Linked DNA regions of Mus musculus: region 1 is linked to region 2. The links are chromatin contacts, found by Hi-C or POLR2A ChIA-PET in ENCODE. All regions are on one chromosome and are shown on one strand. Each heading gives the region's core, a stretch centred on a gene start or an enhancer-like site at or near the end of the contact. The rest is flanking DNA. Distances are from core to core; before and after follow the strand shown.

Region 1 (2,700 bases), core at 100-2,599, 96 kb after region 2:
TCTTGACAAGTTAGAACCTGTGGCAGATTACGTACCCCAATCCCATACGGAGCACACAGTAGGACTCTAGCCAGAGGCTGGGCTGGAAAGAAGAGAGAAGAGAGGTGCACAAGGCTGGGTGGAAAAGGTGGCTTTCTACGGTTGGTTTGGGTAAAGTCACCCAGGCAGCTCGGACTTCCTTTCTGTGGTGCTCCAGGGCAGTAGTAGCCCCAACCCCATCTGCAGGCTTCCTGGCCAGTTTGTGACAAAAAGCCGTGTCTCTGATTCAAATAATGAGGGGATCCAGGGAGGTAGGAGTCCCATTTTCAGGAATCTCATTTCCTGTGTGGAACTCATGCTTTTGGGCGTGTGTGTGTGTGTGTGTGTGTGTGTGTGTGTGTGTGTATAGCTGTCTGTCTGTGTGTGCCTGTATGTATACACCGGTGTGTTGTGTGTTCACTGTATGTGGCACAACTGTGTATGTACCTGTGTATGTATATGTACACCTGTGTCCTCACCTGCATGTTCACCTGGGTGTGTATGTGTGTGTGCCCACTGTGAGGCACAACTGTGTATGCACCTGTGTACCCATGTATGTGTATATACACCTGTGTGTGCAGCTGCGTGTGCACTTGTGTGTGTGTGCCCACTGTGTGGCACAATTGTGTGTGTATCTGTGTATGAATATATACACCTGTTTGTGTACACCTGTGTGTGTGTGTGTGTGTATGTGTGTGCCCAGGTGAGAGTACCTCTGTGCTCCTGAGTGTATGCACACTCCTGCACTTCTTCCCATTGGTAGCCTTGGGCCAATGGCAAAGAGTGTCTATGTGCAGAATGGCGGGGCTGCCTTTTTGATGCCTACGCTGCTTGCAGGAGTGAAAGCTGGTGATGTCACTCCTCAGAGAAGAAGCAGGCTCACTGTTGAGTAGGCTGTCATAAAGCAGGCCCCAAGTCCACAAAACCCACCCTTGTCAGTGCCCATATCTATTAAGGATGGTAGTGGGGGATCTTTGGGCTGTAGTTTCAGCAGTGCATCAGGCAGTGGCCTGGACTGGGAAGAAATAATGTTTTTGAGCCTAAAGTTTGGCTGTTTTGAAGACTCTCTGGATTTTGAAATGTTTTCCGCTTCCCAGACCTTGAGCCTGAGTTCATCGTTGGTCCCGACTTACCTATATCCAATTTAGAGGCTTTTTTTTTTTTTTTTTTTTTTTTTTTTTTTTTGAGAATCTGTTAAAAACACCCTGGCTTTCAAGGCTGGGCCACTTGTCTGGCCTTCTCCTCCCACCCACCCAACCACTCCCACCCGTTTTGACCAAACCATGCAAACACTGGTATTCAAAAATATTTTGTTACTTTTCTTGGCAAAGGATTCCAAGAAGGAATTGCAACACAGTCTCGGAGTTAGGAGGCAACTTTCTGGGGTAAAAGGCGGGGTGCAGGGGAGGGGAAGTTTGGGGTTTGAATCAAAAACAGACTCTGAAGCTTTAAAACAAGCGAAGCAGAGCCCTTTCAGCTCCCGAGCCTTCGGTAGTGTGGGTCAGGCTTTAACGTGCCCAGTGGAAACTGACAGTCTGAGAACTGGGGCATAAACAAAAATGTCGTCCCTGGGAGTCTTGTTCACTGGACAATGTCTCAATTGTTCCTTTGCTTTCCAAGGCAGCGGGGGAGAGTGGAATATTAACTGTTTACTGTCCGAGGCTGGCTAGGGAACTGCTTAGAGAGAGTAAGATGGAAAGATAGAACTGCATTAAAAACGAAAAGAGAAGAAACTATTAAAAATGCCAGTAAATGACATGTCAATTGTAGATTGTTTTATGTGCCATCCACCTCTGTCCCGGGCACTCTTTGGGGTTTATGTGTATGAGCCAAGCAATAGCTTGGCATTGTTTCTTAAATCTGCATGGTAGCTTTGCACAACATCAGCTTTCAGAGATTGCTGCCTGTAGGTACCTGCTGCAGTGGCTATGAGGGTGGGGTTTAGGGAAGGAAGTATGATTTGTGATAACAATTTAAATTTTAGCTTTCAGTTGGTTAAGTCTTGTTAGCCTTTGCTGTTCCTAAAAACTGATTCAGTGGACTTAATAACACTCCCCCACCCCCAGATCAAGTGGTTGGGATTTTCAAAAACAAAACTAAAGATTCAGGCTCCCTTGTAAAAATACACTTAGTGCTTAATAAAGGGAGAAAAGTAACTTTGTCTTGGAGGAGGTTGGAGGCACAAAGGGAGGCCAGCGTTCTATTCACACTTGAACTTAGTTGATTAGAGGAACAAACAGCCCAGCCTGCTGTATCGGCCTTTATCTGGGCAAAGTTCAAAACTCAACTGGTAATTATGTCTTAGAAGCTTTGAAAGGGCTGTTGTTTCCAAAGCAGAGACCAGACTTACTTCTTCAGGACCGAAAAGCGCTTGGGTTGTTTGTTAGATAAACTCATTTTAATAAATAGGGGTCAGGGGAGAGGTTGGCCATCTTGGAAGAGTTGGGCTCTGCCTGATAAAGGGCTGTCTTCTCTTGGGGGAACTGGAGGCTTTCTCTCTGTTTAACTTTTCCACAAGAATTTTGCAGGCAGCTAAAGTGAGCTTTGGCATCTGCTTCCTGTCAGACAGGAAGTCACTTCGTTCGCCAAAATTACAAGCTATGGCAGAACTCCCCGGCCACACCGAAGAGAGTATGTTTTTCCCAGAAGACTGTGTTTCTAGACGAGGAAGTGTTAATTGGT
Region 2 (2,700 bases), core at 22-2,521:
GGGAGGGTGGGTTAATTTAATACGTGGTGGACCTCAGGATAACATCACACCTAATGGCAGTTGCCAGTCCCCACTGACTCATTCTTTCTGATTTCTTTTTTCTTTGCTTCCTCTTGCCCGTTGGACGTCCCAGTCCACTTCTCATTGGTTATCTGCAAGGGAAAGGCTCTTCTGAGTCTACCAGACAGAAACACGGTTTGGGGATCCACCTTTCTCCTTTAACATAATTTTCTCCACCACCTCATAGCAAATCGGTTTGCCCTCACTGGAGCCTAATAACCAACAAACACCCATCTCAACTCCCAGGCTGCCCACCTCTTCCCAAGGGCTTCTGGGCCAGCTTTGGTGACTTTCTCCTGTCAGGGCCCTCAGCATCTAGAGCCTTAGGGCATTTCATCTCAGTCCCCTTTGGAGAAAAACTCCAGCTCTACTCATCCCCAGGGCTTGGTGAACTTTCACTTTTATTTTTCCCTGCAGCTGTTAACGCCCAAACATTTCACCTCCAAAGGACTTGGATCCTACATCACTTCCTACTTCCAACGTCAGTTAAAAAAATAAAAAAAAAACCTTTACATTTTCCTTAAGGATATTTTTAATACCCCAGACAATTTGTTTTCTTGGATAAAACGCCTTCTTGGCATATTTAACCTAGTGGGACTTTACATTGAATGACATGATTCACTGTCATTAAACAAGCCAAGGGAGGGGAGCCTTACCCTCCCTGTAGATGGCCCAGCCTCTCTGCTTCCCCTGGTTCTCTCAGAGCAAGAGAGGTAAGCCTTCTTTTGGACCAGTCGTGTCTTTTCCCGCCCCAGTGCGGCCGACTTCATCGGGGACTTAACCACTGAGCACCCCGTCCTTGTGTCCCATAGTCCTCCCCTCCTGGACCCCATCTTCAGGACTTCTTGGCTAACACTTTTTCTGGGCCTCTCCCCATCCCCGCCCCCCAAGTGGGCTTTCCTTCCGCCTTCCCCGGCTCAGATTCCGGACTGGGTTGCCACCCCCTTCCCCTCCTCTCCCGGTCCGCATTGTCTTTCGGAACCCGCCCCCTCCAGGAGCGAGGCCCGCACCGTCCGGGCGCCCGGCTCGCACGCTGAGCACAGGCCGCACCCCGCGCGCCTCCCGCGGCCCCGGCCCGCCCCGCTCCCTCTCCCGGCGCCCAAAGGATCATTGTTGGCCGCCCCCGCCCCGCCCACCCCGGCTGTTTATTTATGCACACGTCACCGGGGAGGCCCCGCCCCCTGGCATCTCATTAAGGCGAGTGTGTTCCTCTCGCCCTGTCAATAATCTCCGCTCCCAGACTACTCCGTTCCTCCGGATTTCGATCCCCCTTTTTCTATCTGTCAATCAGCGCCGCCTTTGAACTGAAAAGCTCAGTCTAACTTCAACTCACTCAAATCCGAGCGGCACGAGATCCTTCGGTGTCTTCGGCTTCCCCCCCCTTTGCTCTTATATCTGACTTCTTCTTGTTGTTGTTGTTGTTTTTTTTACCCCCTTTTTTATTTATTATTATTTTTTTTTTTTGCACATTGATCGGATCCTTGGGAACGAGAGAAAAAAAGAAACCCAAACTCACGCGTGCAGAAGATCTCCCCCCTTCCCCTCCCCTCCTCCCTCTTTTCCCCTCCCCAGGAGAGAAAGACCCCAAAGCAGGAAAAAAAAAAGTTAACCTTGGACTCGTCTTTTTCTTGCAGTATTTTTTTGGGGGGGACTCGCAAAACTTTTTTTTTTTTTTTTTTTTTTTTTTTGCTTTTTTTCCTCCTTCATTTTTCTTCCAAAATTGCTGCTGCTGGTGGGTGAAAAATGCCGCAGCTGAACGGCGGTGGAGGAGATGACCTAGGCGCTAACGACGAGCTGATCTCCTTCAAAGACGAAGGCGAGCAGGAGGAGAAGAACTCGGAAAACTCCTCGGCGGAAAGGGATTTAGCCGATGTCAAGTCCTCGCTGGTCAATGAATCAGAGACGAATCAAAACAGCTCCTCCGATTCCGAGGTAGGAAGAGCCCCTCGGGCTGGCGGGTGGCTCCAGCCGGTTCCAGGGCCGGGAGAGCGGGGCTGGAAGGCGAGCGAGGCGAGGCGGGTCGGGCTTGCGGGCGGCGCGGACGGTGGCCCGGGCTGCTGGCTGCGAAAACTTGTAACCGTGTTTTTCTGCACCCCTTTCTCCGCCGACCCTCCCTTCCCGCACCCCCTCGGCGCGGCTATCGCCCCTCGCCCTCCCCACCTCGCCCCTCCGGGAAGGCGGAAAGACGGCCTCCGCCTCGCTCCGAAAGTTTCCGAGATAAATCCCGGGAAAGTTTGGAAGAAGGTGAGTGCGCCCCGCGCGCCCCCAAAACCGCGCGGTTGCGTTCCCCCTCCCCGGGGTCGGCCTGGCGGGTGCCCTCGCCCCACTCCCCACCCACCCTACCCGAGTTCCCGCGCCGGCCGGGCCCCGGGGACGCGCGCGGGCCCTCGGGGGGACACTTGCTAAAAAGTTTCTCCCGCTCTCTCCCGCGCCGCGCGGCCGCCGCCGTCCCCTCCGCCGCCCCGCCATGTTAGCGGCCAAGAGGCAAGATGGAGGGCTCTTTAAGGGGCCACCGTATCCCGGCTACCCCTTCATCATGATCCCCGACCTGACGAGCCCCTACCTCCCCAACGGATCGCTCTCGCCCACCGCCCGAACCGTAAGTGCCACCGCGCTCCCCGCCCTGCCCGCCTGCCGGCC

What was found. Hi-C counts contacts between places; a loop is a spot of excess contacts on that map. ChIA-PET counts read pairs that join two places held with the same protein, here RNA polymerase II (POLR2A).
Region 1: a loop to region 2 is called in a map of left cerebral cortex, with 2.5 times the contacts of the local background. The contact joins the enhancer-like site here to the promoter of Tcf7l2 in region 2. A Hi-C loop is called at or near these places in 2 of 37 maps with a recorded cell type or tissue (both left cerebral cortex). POLR2A ChIA-PET finds 5 or more read pairs at or near these places in 1 of 5 experiments (embryonic stem cell).

Annotation. Positions count from the first base shown.
Region 1 is chr19:55,836,627-55,839,326 of GRCm38, forward strand. All of the region lies in intron 5 of Tcf7l2 (transcription factor 7 like 2, T cell specific, HMG box), which reads left to right. Among named protein-coding and RNA genes, the nearest start is that of Gm31734, 95 kb to the left of the region's middle. Within about 2 kb of position 1,350, at least 2 of the 3 ENCODE cell types and tissues checked have a DNase peak (open chromatin) inside an H3K27ac peak, as active enhancers do.
Region 2 is chr19:55,740,539-55,743,238 of GRCm38, forward strand. It overlaps Tcf7l2 (transcription factor 7 like 2, T cell specific, HMG box), which reads left to right and starts at 1,272. Exons shown (of 15, transcript NM_001331146.1): 1 at 1,272-1,992; 2 at 2,238-2,304; 3 at 2,535-2,659. The coding sequence starts at 1,804. It overlaps Gm31734 (predicted gene, 31734), which reads right to left and starts at 2,665. Exons shown (of 3, transcript NR_168128.1): 1 at 2,624-2,665; 2 at 1,671-2,054; 3 at 1-152.